Regions from separate parts of the Homo sapiens genome. Here all the other regions are linked to region 1. A link is a contact called in ENCODE Hi-C or POLR2A ChIA-PET data. All regions are on one chromosome and are shown on one strand. Each heading gives the region's core, a stretch centred on a gene start or an enhancer-like site at or near the end of the contact. The rest is flanking DNA. Distances are from core to core; before and after follow the strand shown.

Region 1 (4,251 bases), core at 580-3,079:
GGCAATATCTGGGAGCAGAAATTTCTCTAGCCTCTGCTTATGCCTTAAATTTTTAGTAATTTGAAGAGAATATGTCCTCAGCCAATTCCTAAATTCATAATGAGTGATTATATGTTTACCATTAAATTTAAAGTTTTGAAAAAGCAAGGAGATATACAGTGTAATGCCTTGTGTTTATATCTAGTTAGATAAATAAGATATAAAAACTATGCATAAAAATATGACAAAAATACCAAATTATGTGAAATGTGCCAAAGAAAAGGCACCCTGACTCTGCAATCTAAAGTAGGCCCCCAATATTCTTTCACAGGGTACCTTATATTTCCCCTTCATAGCTTCAACCACTGTCTATATAGTATTTATTTCTAGTTTCTCTGAATATATGTGTCCCTACCTCACACTCATTCCTAGCTTCTTGAGGATAGGTACTATATAGGATTGTATTCATTGCTTAATTCTATTGCCTTAAACAGTGGCTGAAATATGGTGAGTGTTCTATATTTGGTGAAACAATTTTTGAAATACACCATATTCATGGTCTAGTGGGATATAATAAAACTTAAACAGATTATAGTAACTTCCCCTCCTTCACTGACTTATTTATTTATTCAACAAGTTTGTTGAGCAGATGCTATGTCAATCTTGCCTTTAGTGATATAGATATATATTATGAATAAAATGCATAAAACTACTTGCCACGTGGATCTCACAGTGGAGAAGATCATTATTAATCAGACTCTAAAAGTACATAATTATAGGTAAACATATAATTTGTAAAATGTAATGGTATTAAGGACTAAAATAATAACGGAGATTTGACATACTCTTAGGGATTAGGGAATGGAGAAGGAATACATGCATGTAAATAAGCAAGGAAATTATGATTTTTAGGAATAAGAGACCAACTGAGAAGAAACAACATGTGTTTCATCCAAGTTTCACAGAGAAGTAGAGCTGGTTTTGGGTGTTAATTCCTCTTGTCCTTCACAGCACAATTATGTACAAGCACAGAGGCATTTAATGGTGCTTGAAGTTAATAGGCGAACAGTTGAATGTTGTAATTCTCAAGATGTATCGTTTTCAAATAACTTGAGCATTAGGTCTTTCAATTTTTAAATTTTACTTTTTAAAATTTGTTATTTTTCTAATTAAATATATTTACATTATGTCATGTTCATTTTTGCAACCATTCAATATAGCATAGATTATACTTTGGATGCTTAAGAAGAATCAAGAGTCAAAATTTCTTTAAGAAATTAATTTTATATCTCTTTTTAAAACTGCAGAAATAAAAGCAACCACAAAATAGACTGCAGGAAGGAAAGTAAAATTAACAGAATCATATTGTTTCTAAATAAACTACTGTTAAAGATTTTTCCAGAAGAGAATCTCACTCTTTAAAAAAATTATCATGTAGAGATAATGGTAGAATTTTATTCCATGAATGATATGTTTATTTATTACATATTCATTAAATATTTAGTAGAGGGGATTAAATTGGGAAATATTTCCATTTAAAAGCTACTTATTTATAGAGTTACTATTATTGTTTCAAAAGGCAGCATGTCAAAAATTACAGCAAAAAAAAAAATGAGTATGTTTATTTGGAAGCCAGAACCACACACTATCAAAGCCAATAAAATTGGGCAATGACCACAAACTCAGTTTCAAAGCTGAGATTCTGAGTGCTTGGGTTGTGGCAGTTATGATTTCCTGAATAAGACTTTGTGCTGGGTCCAGAATTCACTCTCTCTGACCTTCAGCCAAGAAAGGAAGTAGCGTGGGTGACCACGTTCAACACTTGCTCTGGGGATTTCTTTCTAGCCAAAGCTAAAAGGAGGCTATAACTGGGTAGCCAGGCCTGTCCTTAGCACATTCTGTATTTAGATGGCTTACTTAAACCCATTAGCAGCAATATGACCCTGCCCTATGCCCCTACAGACTTCCGAAAAGAAAAAAAAAAATAACATTGGGGCAGGGTGTTGGCTATGGAGCCAACACAAAGAGGGATGAAGAGGGGAAGAGAGAGAGGAAGGAAGAGAGGCCTTATTTATGTCTATGGGATTAGGAATCAAATAGACCAGAATTAAAACTCCAGCTCTTCTGTTTACTAGTGGTTTACTTCTAGTTAAATTGCATGCCCAGTCTGAACTTCAAGTTTTTAGTTGCGGAAAGTGTATACAGCAGTCACTACTTTAGAAAGTGGTTTTCAGTACCTGGCAGAGAGGAAACACTCAATAAATCGTCGTTTTTGTTAATGCTGTTATTATTGCTTTTGTTATGTCATCTACAGTAGGGGGAACAGGGATAAAATGCTGTTTCTCGGGAGGCTTCAAACATGCCATTGTGTGTTTGTGTGTGTGCCGCCTCTAAACCACCAGTATTCACCTCAATCAACCCTCCCCAATTTTAATTTGGATCCTTCAGGTAAAAAGCAAAGGAGCTATTCAGCACAGGAAAGGTTGAGCAATCTGCCCTAGGACTAATCTTCCCAACAGGCACTCCCATAGATGAACTGTTTCCCATCAGATAGTTGCCAGGCATGCCCCGAACGTTTTTATTTCTTAAAGTAATTTGAGTAGGTTCCTCGGGGGAGACACATTTTTAAAAAACCTTTTTTAACTAAGGCAATCCTTGCTCTCGAGCTAGTTTTAATACACCTTTGTAAAGAGCTCTTAAAAGCTCTAACCAGTTCATCAGAACGAAGATAAGTGCAGCTTAAACACATCATACCAAATAAATAAATAAAAGTAACATAAACAGAGAAAAAAAACAAGTTCTTAACAGTGCAACTTGAAAATTAATTATAGCACAACATAGAAAATAAAAATAACCTGGATACACAATTTCCTTCCAAAATAAAATTTTGCATATTGGACACAAAGTCACATGCTTCTGAGAATTGGGGGAGTTTTATTATTTCCTATGAAATTGACAAGATACAACAAGATATTTGCTTTTTTGATATCAGTATACTATGCTTCCAGGGAAGTTTTCTAAAAAGAAATATTTTAAACCAAAAAAGCTATACTTATTTTTTGGATTTTAAAAAAATGCACTTTCTCTGACAAGTGAGTAAAAAGGATATTCCCAAAAAAACCCGAGAAGAAAGGCAAATAAGTTTTACCCTCACAGAAGAAATGAAATTCACAATACGGAGGGGTAGGGCAAGAATTTACATCTTCCTGTCATTTTGAATTTGTCAAAGAGGGGGAAGACAACCAACTTCAGCTGTTAACATCAACTTCCCTCATCTTCCTATAAGTTTTTGAAAAGACCTATTTCATAGAATGTCTCTTTACTACTATTTCAAATTGAAGGTTTGTACTGAGAGAGTTTCCTTTTGGGATTCAGACAGCTCCCCAAATACAATATACCTCACAAAGTCTCAGGTATTGACCAAAGGAGACTATATGTCTTTCTTAATCCTGCTTTAGCTAGAACTGTTGTCCTATGGTGTTCCCTACTACACAATACTGTGTCCTTATATGGTAGGAATGATCACTATCCTTATGTTACACCACTATTTCATGCATGTACTCATTTACTCAACCAGTCTTACTAAGCATCTACTATGTTCCAGGAACTGTGCATATTAAGTAGATGGTTGTTGTAGCTATGGGAATAATAATAAAACAGTGTAGTGATGATGACTTATTTTGATTAAAATACTAGTAGAATTTGCTAATGGATTTTACATGCTGATTAAGAGGGAAGAGAGTTATCAAGAATGATCTCTACACATTTTGCATGAGGGATAGCTAGCAGTATCATTACTTCAAATGTAGAATATCACCAGAAGGGAGTGGGCTTGAGTGTTTGGGAAAACAAAAGTTCTGTTTTGTACCTGCTAAACTTGACCTGTTAGGTAAATAGGCTTGTATGTCTAGTAGGCAGTTGGATAAACGACTAACGTGCTTATGGGATATTCAGGGTTAGAAAGATAAATTTGGGAATCCTTTGCCTATAGATAGTGTTAAAAGCCATGAAATGAGATAAGATCATACAAGGTGAGAGTTTACAAAGGAAAGTGAGGAGGATCTAGAATTGAGCCCTAGGACACAACGTTAAGAGAAAAAAAAGGCAGCGGTAGAGAACAAGAAAGTGGTGGTTATAAAGTAAAAAGATAATCAGGCAAGTGTTGTCCCAAAAATCAGTTGAACAAAATACATCAAGAAGGTTAACTGTGACAAATACTGATGGCTGTGTGGTAGACGAAGAATAGGGCACAGACATGACCACTGGATATCA
Region 2 (4,251 bases), core at 889-3,388, 490 kb after region 1:
GGGCAAATCACGACGTAAGGAGTTCGAGACCAGCCTGGCCAACATGGTGAAATCCCATCTCTACTAAAAATACAAAAAATTAGCTGGGTGTGGTGACGGGCATCTGTAATCCTAGCTACTTGGGAGGCTGAGGCAGGAGAATCTCTTGAACCCAGGAGGCAGAGGTTGCAGTGAGCCAAGATTGTGCCACTGCACTCCAGCCCGGGTAACAGTACGAGGCTTCATCTTGAAAATATATATATATATATATATACACACACACACACATATTCATATATACACACACATACATACGTATTTCTATATACATATATACATATATACGTATTTATATATACATATATATACATATATATATACACATATACGTATTTATATATACATATATATACATATATATATACACACACACACACACACACATAGTGTTTTATCCAGTCCACCACTGATGGGCACCTAGGTTGATTCTATGACTTTGCTATTATAAATAGTGCTATGATAAACATACAACTCCATGTGTATTTTTGGTAGAACAATTTATTTTCTTTTGGATATATACCCAGTAATAGGATTGCTGGGTCAAGTGGTAGTTCTTTTTTAAGTTCTTTGAGAAATCTCCAAACTCCTTTCTACAGTGGCTGAACTAATTTACATTCCCACCAACAGTGTATAAGTGTTCTCTTTTCTCTGCAGCCTCACTGGCATCTATTGTTTTTTGACTTTTTAATAATAGCCATTCTGACTAGTGTGAGATGATATCTCATTGTGGTTTTGGTTTACATTTCTTCTGATTAATGATGTGGAGCACTTTTTCATGTTTGTTGACCAATTGTGTGTCTTCTTTTGGGAAGCGTCCATTCTGTCTTTTGACCCCTTTTTAATGTGGTTATTTGTTTTTGGCTTACTGAGTTATTTAAATTTCTTATAGATACTAGATATTAGACCTTTGTTGGATGCAGAGTTTGCAAATATTTTCTCTCATTCTGTGAGTTGTCTGTTTACTCTGTTTATAGTTTTTATTTTGTTTTTGTTTTGCTGTACAGAAACTCTTTAGTTTAATTAGGTCTCATTTGTCCATTTTTGTTTATGCTGCAATTGCTTAATCATAAATTTTTTCCCAAGGTCAGTGGCCAGAATAGTGTTTCCTATGTTTTCTTCTAGGATTCTAATAGTTTGAGGTCTTACATTTAAAGCTTTAATCAACCTTGAATTAATTTTTGTATATGGTGAAAGGTAGGTATCCAGTTTTATTCCTTTGCATATTGCTAGCTAGCTATCCCAGCACCATTTATTGAATAGGAAGTCCTTTCCTCATTGCTTATTTTGGACAGTTTTGTCCAAGATCAGATGGTTGTAGGTGTGTGACTTTATTTATGGGTTCTCTAGAATGCTCTTATTCTTAAGGGATGCAGGTTAAACATACTTGGATGTGACAGAATTCCTGCAATTTACTTTTTAAAAAGTCACTAAAAAACTCCCGTGTGTGTTTGTGTGTATGTGTATGTGTGTGTTTGTAAGGACATAAATCAAATGTGGCACAATAATCAGTTAGTGAAATAGGTTAAAAGTATGCTGTGTTCATTGTACTGTACTATTCTAACATTTTTGTAAGTTTTTAAATGATCAGTGAAAGTTGGGTGGCAGGGAATATTGAGAAATTGTTGGCATTGAAGTCAGAGAACCTGGAAGTTGAATTCATGTTTTTATCTTGGGCAAGCCACTCCCGACTTCCGAGTATGAAAGGGATAACCTCACTGACCTATTCCTTAAGACTGCTGTGAGGATAACAATCTAGGCCCAGGGGTATTTGTAAACTAAAAATCACTGCAGGGTTCTCAATCTGGAGTCCAAGGACAGAAGACAGATTCCATGAACTTGGATGGGAATCTCACTACCCTCTAACTGCAATTTAACATTTCCTTCAATTACACACATTAGCATAAGTTAACATGTCATCTATTTGTTCATAGTAACAGCTCAATATTGTTAGCTGTTATGATTACAGTTAATTTTCTTAAGTTGCACAAGTGACAGTCATGAAAAACATGAGTCAGCAACAGAGCTCTTACAATCTTACATCCTCTTTTTTCTTCCACATCTAAAGGACACGCCTACTCTGAGCCAATACTATGTGAAAGATACTATACCGTTGACTCATATTTTCCATGGCCCTCACTTGTGCAACTTAAAAAACCAAATTGTAATAACAGAGTTTACTCAATGTGTTCAAAACTGAACTCCTGATCTTCCCCCTAAAAAAACTGCTCACTCAAAGCCTCTCCCATGATGTCATTCCAACAGTCCAGGTGCTCAAGTCAAAAACTTTAGAGTCATCCTTGACTTTTCTTTTTTCCACCCTACCTCTAATCCTTTAGGAAATTCTGTTGGCGCTACCTTTAAAATATGTAAAAATCTGACCATTTCCCACCACGAATACTGCTACTGCTCTAGTCCAAGCCACCACCATCTTTCACCCAAAGACTAATACAACAGCCTCCTAAGCAGGTACCCTGCTTCTTCACTTGAGTCTATTCTCTCTGTAAATAATTATCCTTTTAAAATATGTCACATCATCCGTTCTCCTTTTTAAAACTTTGCAATGGTTCCCATTTCTCTCAGAGTAGAAACCAAAGTCCTTCCAACGATCTCAAGAACCCATATGATCTGACTTCCCTTTACCACTGTAACCTCAACTCCTACCTATCTCTCTCTGCCCCCACCCTGTCCCAGCCACACTGGCCTCCTTGACATCCCTAGAACGTGCCAGGCATGCTCCTACCTAAGGATTTTTGCACTGGATGTTCTCACTGCTTTGGAACCCAGATATTTATGTAGCTAATTCCATCATCTCCATGTCTTTGATCAAAGAGTAAGAGGCCTACTCTGACAATTCTTTTTAAAACAGCAACTAACCTAGAGATGCCTAATCCCCCTACCTTTCCTCTAGCACTTATGACCTTCTAATGTATAAATAATATAATATGTAGTGTCTATTGCCCCGTGCTAGATTATGAGCTCCATAGAGGGCAAAGGTCTTTTTTTGTTTCCTCATGTTTTTTTAAATTATTTATTCATTTATCTATTTTGTTATTGTTTTGTTTTCAATTTTTATTGTGCTTAAATATACATAATATAAGATATACTATCTTAACTATTTTTAATGTACAGTTCAATGGTATTAAGAACAGTTATGGCTGGGTGCGGTGGCTCATGCCTGTAATCCTAGCACTTTGGGAGGCCGAGGTAGGAGGATCACTTGAGGTCAGGAGATTGAAACCAGCCTGCTAACATGGTGAAACCCCATCTCTACTAAAAATACAAAAAAAAAAAAAAAAAGAGCCAGGTGTGGTGGCAGGTGCCTGTAATCACAGCTACTCAGGAGGCTAGGGTACAAGAATCGCTTGAACCCAGGAGGCAGAGGTTGCAGTGAGCCGAGATCGAGATCACGCCACTGCACTCCAGCCTGGGCAACAGAGTGAGACTCCATCTCAAAAACAAAACAAACAAAAAAAAGCCAACAGTTATATTGTTGTGCAACCACCATCACCATCCATCTCCAGAACTCTTTATCTTATAAAACTGAAACTCTAGAGTCATTAACAAATAACTCCCCATTGCCATTCACTCATATTTTATTATTATAGCACCTAGAAGTGTTTATTACATAGGTGCTTAACAAATTTTTGATGACTAAATGAATGAATGCCTCTTGTAAAACTTCAAATATCATCTCCTTAGGGAAAAATCCCAAATTTATAATATAAGTACATAGATTTTATCCCAGATTCTCTGTTTTATATAAATTATTCCCATCTCTATACTGTTTGAAGCATTAGCTATGCCTCTTGCACATGTGTAATCTCCGGTATCATTAACATGTAATCTTAGACGTAGCAAATGTTTACTATTAGACACTGAGGACCACTAGAGAGGGAGGGGGATAAATTTTGAAAAACTAACTATTGGGAACTATGTACAGTACCTAGATGATGGGATCAATCATACCTCAAACCTCAGCATCATGCAATATACCCATGTAATAAACCTGCGCATAAACACCCTGAATTTAAAATAAAAGTTGAAATTATTTTTAAAAAGTCCAACAAGAGAACAAATGACCGAAGCCCAGAGCCATGAATGTTGGGTCTCCCCTTACCTCCTAAACCAATCCCTCATGTTTTAGCTCCTCCTCTGTGGTCCCAAGTTGGCCAGTATGTGTTAAAGCCAAGAGGCTCTGAATAGGAAGGGCAT
Region 3 (4,251 bases), core at 751-3,250, 390 kb after region 1:
ACATTGTTTCTACTCCTCTTGTTTAAATCCTTATTATTGCTCACCTAGATGCCTACAACCTCCACCTAACTCAGTGCAAAATCCGAAAAGGCAGGAATCACCAGAGTTGCTTGTTCAAAACATAGATTACCCAACCTGCTCCAAATCATCTGAGTCAGCATCGAGTGCAAAGGGGTCTGGGGATCTGCATATTTTAGAAGCACCCCAGACGAGTCTGGTTATCAGGCAATTTTTGGAAACACTGTCCTTATTTGCCTCCCTGCCTCCAAGAGTTGCCTGCCATCATGCACTCCACTCTCCACACTGTTGCCAGACTGACCTGTTTAAAATGCAAATATAATCTTTTCACTTCTTTGCTTAAAATATTTCCAGAGTTCTTCATGGTGTCTAGGAAAATAACCACATTCCTTACCAAAGCCTTCAAGTCTCTCCGGCCTTATCTTTTGATGCTCCTCAGTCATGGACCCTGCGTTCTATTCTTTACTGTCTTCTAAATGCAGCATGCATGCCGTTTCAAGCTATTGCACCAGCCGTACCTGCCACCCAAGACACTCGCCATCCTCCCCCTGTATTTATTCATCACACACTTATGTAACACTTAAGTGAGACACACTCTTCCAAGTACTTTGGGAATATCAATGCATTTATTCATCCTTACAAACCTGGGATAGGTAAGTGGTAGGTACTATTGTTACCCCCACTCATAGAGAAATTGAGGAATCTGAGGTTGAAGAATTGAGAAATTGAGGTTGAAATTGAAGAACTGAGAAATTGAGGTTGGGAACCTTGCCTGGGGTCATGCATAGTTACTGGAAAAAACAAGACTTGAGCCCAGAGAGCCTGGCTGTAGAATCCACGCATTTAGCAACCATGTTCTAGTGCCTCTCCTTCATCTGGCTAAACCCACTCTTTCTCAAATCTCAGCTCAGCAATTAATACTTCCCAGAAGCCTTCTTTGATTTCCCAGTCTGAATTGGCATTTTGAATGGGCTTATTTTTGTCATGGCACTTACAGTACTGTACAGTAAAAAAAAGAAAGAAAAAAGTTCATTTTCTTCTCTGACAAACTAGACTAAGTTTCTTTTCTTTCTTTCTTTCTTTTTTTTTTTTTTTTCTTTTTTTTGAGACAGAGTTTCATTCTTGTCACCCAGGCTGGCATGCAATGGTGTGATCTCGGCTCACTGCAACCTCTTCCTCCTGGGTTCAAGCAATTCTTCTGCTTCAGCCTCCTGAGTAGCTAGGATTACAGGCACCCACCACCACGCACAGCTAATTTTTGTATTTTTAGTAGAGACGGGGTTTCACCATGTTGGCCAGCCTGGTCTGTCTTGAACTCCTGACCTCAGGTGATCCACCCGCCTCGGCCTCCCAAAGTGCTGGGATTACAGGCGTGAGCCACGGCACCCAGCCTAGACTAAGTCTCTTAACAGAGGAAGAGATATTTGTTGTGTCTCCAAAGCCTAGCCCAATGCCCAGCATGAATAAGTAACTAAGTATGTGTTGAATTTAAAAAAAAAAAAAGAATAAATGCATGAATGAATGAATCTGTACATGAATTTACAAGCAAGCAGCAAGGGACATCAATAACAAACAATCTGAACAGTCTGCCACTGAATCGCCAAGTCACCTGTATACAATTTTATGAGGCGTTTCCATTTTTGGCGTAGGAGATGGCCTATCTAGTATCAAAAATAAACTTTAGGAGTCTTTCTACAAATTTGACAGATTTTCATGGGAATTCAAATTAAATGCATGATTGGACATTTATTTGTTTAATCTACTCAGTAGGTTTCTTTTATTTTCCTGTGTCAAGCATGAAAGTTAAAACTATTTCTAGGCCTTTCATCTTAGCTTGGCTTTCCCCTTAATTTCTTTGCTCCAGAATGTTGAACAAAACAGGTCCCTTTTTGTGGTTGGAAAGTTTGGCTTTACATAGAACCTTTCAACACACAACTGTCAGCACCTGATTATGGGCCATTTTTTAGCCTATGACTTTCACTTCCTTCCTTAAATAGGTCTTTCAGATGAATCATCTTTAGCCACTCTGTGATTATGCAGGGATCAGATACGCAGTATAGAAATGAACAGGATACACTGAAGTCCCTTCTATCTTGTATCATTTTGTGCTCTGATTTGGGGGGGGTTCATTTTTTATGCAATAAAAATGTGATTGACTACTGTGTGCTGGCTTTTGTTCGAGCTGTCAGTTCATTAGCACTTCCAACTAGAGTGGGAAGAAGCAGAGAACTGGATAAAGCTCACGTCCACTAGTTTTGAGCTGTTTAGCATTCCTAGTTCGGAGACAAATTTGGTGGGAAAAGACTTGGATGAGACTTATTTGTCCAACTCTTTTTCTATACCCCATGTAATTATTAAACTGTATGTGTGTATATGTGTGTATAAGCAGTCAACCAGCATAGTTGCAGAGCCCCTTAGCTACTCAAAAATTCATCCCTCAACCCGTAATTTATGAATACTTCATCAAATTCATTCCTACAATACACATGCTGATGGTCATAGCTATTTACTTATTAGATCAATTTTAGAAAATATTATGTTTGGGTAAATAATCTCTTTAATGGTGGTTTATTGTGTCACGTGTATACATGGTCCTGAATATTAATATGAAAGAACCCACTTTTTTTCCTACGAGATAAGAAAAATCAAGGTACCAAAACCTACAATGCTGAAATGTACTAGAATGGATTAAGGAAAGAAGAAATTTGCAATAGGGATTCTTGTCTTTTATCTTCCATATGAATGACATCCTAAATATATATGATGCTGACCTACATTTCTATAGTTGAAGGCTATTTTCTGAGTGAAATCAGCTACAATGAAATGTGCAGTAACAGACATACAAAAAGGAATAGGCAACAGAACTCAAATTGAAGAATTAAATGGGCAAGAGGTGAACAGAATAAAGTGCAGAACCTCATATTTGGTAGGCTTTAAGAAAGATTTTTACCTCTTAAGGACAGAAAAACTACTCCTTTAAGAGTTTTGCCAAGTCTGCAAAACAAGATTCTGGCTTTGTTCAGCTTCTTCCTCTCCTCTATCTTCTGAGAAGAGAAGACATGTTAAAAGAAAGCAATGCTTTGGCATCAGTAATGGAGAATTGTCAGAGAACCAACAGAAAGAAGCAATGCCTGCAAGGTGGTAGGAAGAAGAAAAAGACTTCACAGGAGAGGGTGGGCAGAGGAAAGTAAAAACAGCCCAAGCTGGAGGCAGAGGAAATGGCTCAGGGGAGAAGCTAGGAGTGAGAATAGCTGTGGGGTGTGAAGGCAGCTTGTAGAAAAGAGAAAAGAACATTTTTTTAGGAAAATTTCTGAGAGCTATGTGTCCCTGATATGGTTGGGATGTTTGTCTTCTCCAAATCTCATTTTGAAATGTGATCCCCAATATTGAAGGTGGGGCCTGGTGGGAGGTGTTTGGATCACAGGAGCGGATCTCTCATGAATGGTTTAGCACCATCCCCTTGGTAATGAGTGTGTTCTTGCTCTCAAAGTTCACGCAGGATATGTTTGCTTACAAGAGTGTACCGCCTACCCCCCTCTCTTGCTCCTGCTCTCATCATATGTGTGCTGGCTCCCCTTCCCTTTCACCATGACTGTAAGCTTTCTGAGGTTCTAGCCAGAAGCAGATGCTAGGGCCATGCTTGTACAGCCTGCAGAACCAGGAGCCAACTAAACCTCTTCTTTACAAATTACCCAGCCTCGGGTATTTCTTTACAGCAATGCAAAAATGGACTAATACAATCCCCTTCATGATACGTGAGAAATACATGTAAAGTATTTGAGATATTCTGAAATTATTATTGGTGGCTGAGTTCCTTTGAACGTGACACTGCCTTGGATCAGAACTACATGGCTCATCCCTTTATTAACATTACACATCTTTTGGAAAAGGAGCACAGTGAAGTTATTAGGAAAACCATCTTCATCATATCCTAGTAGGATTTTAGGCCTCTGGAGGACTTGGTAGAAGTCCTTGGAGTCTTTACATTAACTCATTCTATACTCAGAGCACATTCTTCCTCCTCCTTTTCCCGTTTTCATTTACTGTTGTGTCCTTGTTGGTATACAAACAACTTACTAGACTAAGGTTCTTGATGCCAATAACTGTGGTCTTTTTTATCTTTGTATTCCATGTTATATCCAGCAGAACACCAGGCACGTGATTAGATATTCAATTAATTGAACAATCAATTCATTCTAGGATACACATAAAGTTATACTAAATAAAGCAAGT
Region 4 (4,251 bases), core at 605-3,104, 370 kb after region 1:
CTAACAAAATTCAATAGAAATTGGTTCATAGTCAGTGGTTATAGAGTAATAGCTTAAGATATTTTAAGGGTTTATTTTAAGTACTATACTATAGAGTTTGTAAAATTATATGTTCACCTCAATGTATCCATAACCTATTTCATTAACCCAAGGTACCCACTTTGGGTTATGACTTCGGAAGTAATAAAAAAAAAACACATTGTGTAAATTATAAAGCACTAACTTGGAGTAGGGTGAATGTCAGGGAATTGGGAAGCCAATCAATTTAAATATCTCTAAATTCAAAAATGATTCACTTCAGAAAAGTTCCATTCTCTAGTAGGTATTTTTCCCAAGTGGAATTTGTAGATTTAAAAATGATGTAAGCCTGGAGCTGCCAAGGATCAACACATAAGGAAAGATTGTGTGAGAATGAAACTAACTCAGAGGAAAGCTGAGCCCAAGAGACTGAGGGAGACAGGCCCTGGTGACATCATTTGAGGCCTCAGAATTCAACCATGCCTGGGCTTCTTAGTTCTATGAGCCACTAAGCTCTCTTTATGGCCTTTGCCTGTCAGAGCTGGATTTCTGTTACTTAAAAACAGACAGAACCCTGACTTATACAGAGACTGTGGTCAGAAATTTTGAGGAAATGCTTCAAACTTTATCTCTCTTGCAAATTCTTATTGTGCACTAACTTATTAAAAGATCTGGGAAAATCCACTGGAAGGAAACTTGTTTATCTTTGTTGACCACTGTTTTCAGTCTTGGTTGATGATGGAACCTCCTTTCACCCAACACCTATGAACATATTTGGGAGTGGGATACTCATCTAGGGCATGGTGGAAAAAGAATTGTCAAAAAATATGTGCTGATCACTCTTGTTTGACTCCAGCAGCATTCCAGAAGAAGAAAGCCATTAAGTGAAGTAGTCTCCTATTTATCAGATGAGCAAGTCTAAATGAGTAGGGAGCTGAGGTTCATCCTCCTTTGCATCCTATATCCCCACTGCACAAGGGCAGGATGGTGGACATCTACCATCTCTTTAAATGGCAAATTCTAAGGTGCTTACGATAACTTGCCGGTCCTTCCCTCTGCCATGTTCTAATATGTCAGTGGTTTTTCCTGACTTCATTTCTCTCTTAGTCTGTTGGTGCTGCCATAACAAAATGTCTGATATTGGGTAATCTATAAGGAACATAATTTTTTTTCATGGACCCACAGCCTGGAAAGTCTAAAATCAAGGCACTGACAGGTTCAGTGTCTGGTGAGGGCCTGGTCTCTGCTTCCAAAATGGCACTTTGAACCCTGTTCTCACGTGGCAGAGCCCTCATGACCTAATCACCTACTAATGGCCTCACCCCTTAAGATTGTTGCATTGGAGATTAACTTTCAAACTGAATTTTGGAGGTGACACAAATACTCAAACTATAGCATGCTGCCCCTCATCCCCCAAAATTCATGTTATTCTCACATAAAAAATAAATTCATTCTATCCTAATAGCCCCAAAAGTCTTAACTCATTCCAGCATAAACTTTAAGTCTAAGTCTAACATCTAATCTAAATATCACCTAAATCATATATAGGTGAGATTCAAGGTATGACTCATCCTGAGATAAATTGTTCTCAAGCTGTGAACCTATGAAATCAAACAAGTTCTATGATTCCAAAATATAATGGTAGGACAGGTACAAAACAGATATTATTTCCATCTCTGAAGGGAGAAGTAAGAAAGAAGAAACGGGTAATAGGTCCCAAGTAAGTCTAACACCCAACAGGCAAATAACATTAAATCTTGAGGCCTGAAAACAACCTTCTTTGACCACATCCTGTGAGGCTTGTGTCCCCAAGACTCTAGGGGACTCCACCCCCATGGCTCTTCCGAGTGCAGCCTATGCAATAGCTCGCATATGTTTGAGTCAAATGCCTTCAGCTCTGCCAGGCTGAAACAGCATTCTGGAGGCTCTACCGTTTTAAGATCTCAGAGATCTTCAACAATAAGATTCCCCACTCCCATGACTCTGCTGGTCATGTTCCTAGCAGGACATCCTGTGAGGATTTGTCCCCAAGACTCTAGGGAACTCCACCCCCATGGCTCTTCTGAGTACAGCCAGAGTATCCCACTCCCAAATACGTTCATAGGTGTTGGGTGACAGGAGACCTCATCATCAACCAAGATTGAAAACTGTGGTCAACAAAGATAAACAAGTTTCCTTACAGTGGATTTTCCCAAATCTTTTAATAAGTTAGTGCACAATAAGAATCTGCAAAAGACAGATTCTAGTTTGTGCTACAGATAAATAGTTTGAAGGATTTCCCCAAAATTTCTGACCACATAAACAAATGATATAAAATTTACATAGTAATCTGATTTTTAAAGGAAGGGATTCTTTAATAATTTCTTATTTATTTTCGTTCTGAGAGTAAAAATCAGCATACTCATCACTTATATAATATAAATTTGAGAAGAGCTCTTCATGAATTCCCCATTCAATTATTTTATCTTTAAATAAAAGGTGAATCGTGTTAAGCATTTTAATCAACTCTTTGGAAAGCCATCATAAATACATTTCTCCGTTTATGAGTAACATGGAAAATAAGCGCTGACACAAGATAATCCTAAAGATTACTGCTATTCAATAGCCTTGTGTACTTCACTCTTTGGGTGTTTAATAAATACTTGCTGCTTGATTAACTTTAAGGAATAGAAAGATTCTCTCACTAGTGTGAACAAAAGAAGTGATTGTCACACACCCTGTGTTCTGCTTTTATTCCCTTTCATTTTTTTTTCTTATGTCTGCTAGAATAAGAAATAAAAAAAATAGAGAAGTTCATGTTTGGAAAAATATGAGTACTTAACATGGATATGAATAAATTATTACCAAACTGCATGTAGCATGAGTATATAACATTGAGTCAAAATTAATGTAACAGAACTTAAAACTGGTCAAAAATTCACTGTATCTCCTAGAATTTGGAGAATCGGTCAAATTTTACTAATATTTTGAACATGTAACCATATTTGAGTAATATTGCTTTCATTAGAAATTTTCTCTTTAACCTAAAATGCATGCTAAGTTTTTTCTGAACCCTTAAGCATGCTTCTATTATCTACAAGATAATTTTTACCCCACTTAATTCAGTCAATGGGTATTTATTAAATACCCCCTATCTGCCAGGTACTGTGTCTGCAATGAAAAAAACACACATGTCCCAGCCCTTATAAAACTTGTATACTGGTAAACAGTCTCAGATTGTATAATATAAACCATTGGCAAAATGGAGTTCTGCTTTCAGAAAAAAGTGTACTTTATAGCAAACTTGGCTAAAACACAAATATTCCAGTAAATAGGGCATAACTGCCTGTGCTGTTTTAGAGACACAATTCTGAAACCAAACACTGACTTTGAGTGAAGTAGAGCTTAGTTCAAATTCGGCTCTGCTCCTTTTTGGATTCATGACTCTATCTATAAAATCAGATTAATAACCCTAAATTCACAGGCATAATGTGAAAATTACATGGAATTTGTACAAGGAAGATTAAGTAGTAAGCCCCCCAAAAGTGACAGCTCTTGATACTGCTACTACTTCTGCTTATATCTTACTTTGTAAATCAGAAGTTTGAATTGAAACCAGAAAAACCTCAATGCTTGTAGAGGGCATGTCCTGGTACATTTACATATATCCGGAATTTTTTATTTAAATATCCTTGTTCATAAAGCCTTTCTAATTACAAAAGCCACTGTTTTTCCTTTTAACACTCTTTTATAGTCTTAGAATAGTGCAGTACTTTTCAAACTTAACAACTTCTGGACCTTAAATTGAAGAGTACTGCACTGTATATATTTGAACCAATGACTTTCAGTAAGTGTGAGTGTGTGTGTAAGTGTGTGAGGGTGGAAGACACTTCAGTGCTTCCTTCCCAGGATTATTAATGTGAATTAACTATTAACTGATCAGTAATAAAGATGATGCAGTGAGAGAGAGTCAAGTTGAAACTGGACTGACTTCCAAGGTTATATCCTAATATCAGTAATTGCTTTGTAACTCTTAGGAAAATCCCTAATTTGACTTATTTTCATTCACTTTAAAAACCATAATCAATTATAAGTTATATTTCAATCCATTCCAGTTGAGTTTTCTTTTCTTTTCTTTTTCTGAGACAGAGTCTTGCTCTGTCGCGTAGGCTGGAGTGCAGTGGTGCGATCTCTACTCACTGCAACCTCCGCCTCCCGGGTTCTCGAACTCCTGACCTCAAGTGATCTGCCTGC
Region 5 (4,251 bases), core at 688-3,187, 320 kb after region 1:
TTTTAAGTTTTTCTGTGTTTGTTTTTGTTTGGCTATGAACATGATCAATTTTTGTGAATATTCCAGAGATATTTAAAAAATAATATTATCTATTTGAAGGATGAAAAATTCTGTATTTGGCTAGTAGTCAATGTTATTGATTATAACATTTATTTCTTCTGTGTCATTACTTTTGTGTTCTCTATGTGATCTGATTTTGAATATGTATATTGGAATCTCTCTTTTTTTGCTTTATAGTTTTTGCTTTATACATTTAGTAGTATGCTATTTGGTGACTTCAGGTTAAAAGAAGTAACTGAATAAAAATATATTGCCTGGCTTCGGAGAGATCAAGGGCAGGGGTGGGGGTTCTGATCACCTTTTGACTATCATCCAAGGATTATATTAACCTACAGAAAATATTCTACTGAGTACTGCAGAGCAAGTTCAGCAAATATGCCCCCTTCTATCTGAGCAATATAAGTAGACAAGAATTTGACTATCTGTCCAATTGTTTTTGCAACTACCTATGCTGCTGAGGAGGCAGTGTGTTTAATGGTTTAGACTAGGGGATCTTAAGGTAAACTGTATGCTCTTGAGTCAGACTGCAGCTCTTAAAATAACTTTGTTCAGCTCTGTTTTCACACCTGGTAAATAGGAGATGATAATAACACAGCCTACTTTATAGAATTGTTGTGATAATTCGGTGATGGGATTCATGTGAAGCTCAGAGTCACACATGAATCAAACACTCAAAAAATTCTATTAATATTATACTAAGTTCTTGAGGCTCTCCTAGAACCATATACATAAATAGGCTTTGAAAAGAACATGATATTATATATGAATATAAATCAGCAATAGCATTATTAAAGCAGATGAGAGCAATGCAAATGTTCCAGAAATATAATTATAGAGTGTAAAATTATATGAAGTAACATGTAAAACAATGCCAAAAATTAAGTGCAAGTAAAATACAGTTAAGTTCTTCAAGGATAAGGATCGTGTTCCATTCCATTGAAATAGATCCACAGTTTTAAGCACAGAGATAGGTACACTGCAGATTAAATCAAGCTATTTTTTGATTCTCTGTGAAGAGGTACTGTCTCAAATTCTTGGATTAAATTAAATAAAAATTCTAATTTACTATCTCATGTCTCTTTCCTACAAAAGAGACACCTCTAAAACATCTTATAAAAATACTTTTAAAAATATCACTGGAGTAGTATCAGTCAAGGTTCATCATCCAAAACCTCAAAAAATAATAAATCAAAAACCATGAAACCTGACAAACTTTGAAAGACTTTAAAACTCTACCTCCATTTTCTCATACAGAAAATAGGCTTATATTTTTAAAATATTAAGTATCTCATTTTCTTTGGTACTTTGAATCTCTATGAGTCAATAACTTTGTTGCACTATGCAAAGTTGTCTAAGGAGATTAAAAAAACAAAAACCGGGTATTACAATTCCTGCTTTGAGTGAGTTTCCATCTAGCTTCAGATTCACAGCACACACTTAAAAACCTTTCTGAACCAATATATAAAGAGTACAATCTAATATTATGCAAATTGAGTACCTGAGCACTGAGGGGAAGAAAACTGAAGAAGCTAGTAATGTGAGATAAAATTCACCATTGGTCATCTGAACTCTCCAGCACCAGTAGTTCTCCAATGTTAGAATGCTAAAAATCACCAGACTTATTTGTTAAAATGCAGATTTCCAGTTCTAGCTCCAGAGATTCTCATTCAATAGGCCCACGATACCATCCAGGAATCAGGATTTTAATTAAATTCACAATCAGAAGAATGACATAATGTCTCTTTTTCTTCTCCTATAAAAGTGAAACACAAAATAATGCTTGACATGCAAAGATAAGACATGCTCTTACTTCATGGTGACCTGCTTACCAGGAAAGAGGAAGTGAAACAATCTATGAGGACTCTTTTAGCTCTAGGAGGCATATGTTTGTCAAAAGTCAAGCCATGTGAATCACGTAAACAAATTTAAAATGTACTAAAGATCTGTACTATCTGGATTTTCCACCTCTTTTTACCATAGATAAGTCTTTATGTATAGTGGACTATAGTATAATAACATAATATTCCTAATACCATTAAATATTGTCATCATCACAAATAAATTAAAAATCTACTAGCCAACTAGAAAATATTTGCCAACCATATCACATTAAAGGACGATACAGACCAGGCATGGTGGCTCACGCCTGTAATCCCAGCACTTTGGGAGGTTGAGGTGGGTGGATCACCTGAGGTCAGGAGTTCGAGACCAGCCTGGCCAACATGGTGAAACCCTGTCTCTACTTAAAATACAAAAATTAGCCAGGCATGGTGGCAGGCACCTGTAATCCCAACTACTCAGGAGGCTGAGGCAGGAGAATCACTTGAACCCTGGAGGCGGAGGTTGCAGTGAGCCAAGATCAGACCACTGCACTCCAGCCTGGGCAACAGAGTGAGACTCTGAAAAAAAAATTTTATATATATATATAATTAACACATAAAAGCTTTAACCATCTAATAGGAAAAGATGGAAAAAGACTATAAGACAATTTACAGTATAAGACATATAATTGACTCAAGTAAGGAAACTCTTCAACTTCACTAATGTTTAATGAAAAGCAAGTTATGAACACCAAGAATTTCAATTAGCAAAGATTGTTTTCAATGACAATAACTATTAAAAATAGTATTAAGAAAAATGGACTCATTCAGTCCTGTTATTGATTTTTTTTAATTTTCTGAAAAGTAGTTTATAATACATATTAAGAACCTTTAAAAATTCAGATTGTTTCAGTAATTCTTGTTTAGGAGAAAATGCCAAGGTAATAGTAAGAAATGCAGATAAGAATCATTTCTGGAAATGTTCATTATAGCATTATTATAAGAGCAGTAAGTTAAAAACCATCTACATATAAAAATGAGAAGGTGATTGCATGAATTATGGTCTATTCATATTATAGAAATAGTATATAACCATTAAAACTGTTTGTTTTTAAGAAAAATAACATACGAAAATGTTCAATATAAAATGTTAAGTGGAAAAAGAATAATTAAAATTACATATTTGGAAAATATCCCAAATATTTATTTTTTGTATGCTTGTATAACTAGAAAAAATGTGCTGAAATATTGAATGTTGTTTCTGAGTAATGAGATTATGGGTAATTTCCATTTTTCTCCTTGTAATTTTTTTTTCTTTTTTTTTGAAACGGAGTCTCACTCTGTCACCCAGGCTGGAGTGCAGTGGCGTGATCTCGGCTCACTGCAACCTTGCCACCTGGGTTCAAGCAATTCTCCTGCCTCAGCCTACCGAGTAGCTGGGATTACAGGCACCTGCCACTGTGCCCAGCTAATTTTTGTAGTTTTTAGTAGAGATGGGGTTTCACCATGTTGGCCAGGCTGGTCTTGACCTCCTGACCTCGTGATCCACCCACCTCAGCCTCCCAAAGTGCTGGGATTACAGGCCTGAGCCACCGCCCCAGCCTTCTCCTTATAATTTTTTATGCTCCCTAAATATTCTACAATAAGAGCTTATTTTTTAAGCTATCCTTTTGAGAGCTTAAAAAACTTAATACCATAGCATGTCAAAGATTAATAGGATAGAATCAGTTCCCAAAATCAATTAAACACATCATTTCCAACCAAAGGCAATTGAAAAGCAATTTTTAACAGGTATATGTGATCGGAACAGGGGCTAAATCAAGTCAAGGCACGATATCATTAGGAGTAATACAATCGGTTATGAATACTGCCATACACTTTTAATACTTATGTATTTGGGAAAACTTTAAGCAACAATTCTTTAAAGCTAATTTGTTTCTCTTAAGAACTGAGAAAGAATTGATATCTGAGAAAGTTGGAGGCTACCCAAGGAGAGAATTCAATGCCAACAAGGAAATCAAATTACTTGATTCACAAAATTGTTTTTTTATTAAGCTTCTCCTATAGCCCAGATTGTCACTTGAAGGCTGGGAGAGCAACCACCTCCATAGTACTTAAAAGCCTAGTTGAAAGTAAAAAATCTGAAAGAGACTTCAAATCTGCAGGCAAGGAAGATTTGGAAAGACTTCACTGGTTTCTAAACCCAGTTACTACTCAGAAGCACCTACAGAGCTTGTTAACCCTAGATTCCTGACCCCATTCCTAGCGATTCAGAAGGTGGAAGGTAGGTTCGGAAATGTGATTTTAAAGATATATCCCTGGTAATTCTAATGAAGTCCAAGTCCTGAGACCAGCATCTGAGAACTGCTGA

Evidence for each region. A loop is a pair of places that touch in the nucleus more often than their neighbours do. ChIA-PET counts read pairs that join two places held with the same protein, here RNA polymerase II (POLR2A). Pooled maps may share reads with other maps.
Region 2: a loop to region 1 is called in a map of mammary epithelial cell, with 2.8 times the contacts of the local background. The contact joins two enhancer-like sites. A Hi-C loop is called at or near these places in 1 of 168 maps with a recorded cell type or tissue (mammary epithelial cell), 6 of 37 single-sample maps with no recorded cell type and 6 of 50 pooled maps.
Region 3: a map of B cell shows a loop between it and region 1 (6-fold over the local background). The contact joins two enhancer-like sites. A Hi-C loop is called at or near these places in 2 of 168 maps with a recorded cell type or tissue (B cell and endothelial cell of umbilical vein), 13 of 37 single-sample maps with no recorded cell type and 7 of 50 pooled maps. POLR2A ChIA-PET finds 5 or more read pairs at or near these places in 1 of 52 experiments (activated T-cell).
Region 4: a pooled map shows a loop between it and region 1 (10-fold over the local background). The contact joins two enhancer-like sites. A Hi-C loop is called at or near these places in 11 of 37 single-sample maps with no recorded cell type and 5 of 50 pooled maps.
Region 5: a pooled map shows a loop between it and region 1 (7-fold over the local background). The contact joins two enhancer-like sites. A Hi-C loop is called at or near these places in 3 of 37 single-sample maps with no recorded cell type and 4 of 50 pooled maps.

Annotation. Positions count from the first base shown.
Region 1 is chr12:90,248,474-90,252,724 of GRCh38, reverse strand. No RefSeq gene overlaps it. Among named protein-coding and RNA genes, the nearest start is that of LINC02392, 43 kb to the left of the region's middle. Within about 2 kb of position 1,829, at least 5 of the 41 ENCODE cell types and tissues checked have a DNase peak (open chromatin) inside an H3K27ac peak, as active enhancers do.
Region 2 is chr12:89,754,743-89,758,993 of GRCh38, reverse strand. The region is part of intron 2 of LOC107984543 (a long non-coding RNA gene); the gene reads right to left. Among named protein-coding and RNA genes, the nearest start is that of ATP2B1-AS1, 48 kb to the right of the region's middle. Within about 2 kb of position 2,138, at least 7 of the 41 ENCODE cell types and tissues checked have a DNase peak (open chromatin) inside an H3K27ac peak, as active enhancers do.
Region 3 is chr12:89,854,365-89,858,615 of GRCh38, reverse strand. No RefSeq gene overlaps it. Among named protein-coding and RNA genes, the nearest start is that of LINC02399, 91 kb to the left of the region's middle. RefSeq lists an enhancer at 512-561. Within about 2 kb of position 2,000, at least 4 of the 41 ENCODE cell types and tissues checked have a DNase peak (open chromatin) inside an H3K27ac peak, as active enhancers do.
Region 4 is chr12:89,878,479-89,882,729 of GRCh38, reverse strand. No RefSeq gene overlaps it. Among named protein-coding and RNA genes, the nearest start is that of LINC02399, 67 kb to the left of the region's middle. RefSeq lists enhancers at 1,842-1,911, 1,992-2,121. Within about 2 kb of position 1,854, at least 9 of the 41 ENCODE cell types and tissues checked have a DNase peak (open chromatin) inside an H3K27ac peak, as active enhancers do.
Region 5 is chr12:89,924,962-89,929,212 of GRCh38, reverse strand. LOC105369890 (a long non-coding RNA gene) reads right to left here. Exons shown (of 13, transcript XR_001749246.2): 3 at 1,559-1,813. Among named protein-coding and RNA genes, the nearest start is that of LINC02399, 21 kb to the left of the region's middle. Within about 2 kb of position 1,937, at least 5 of the 41 ENCODE cell types and tissues checked have a DNase peak (open chromatin) inside an H3K27ac peak, as active enhancers do.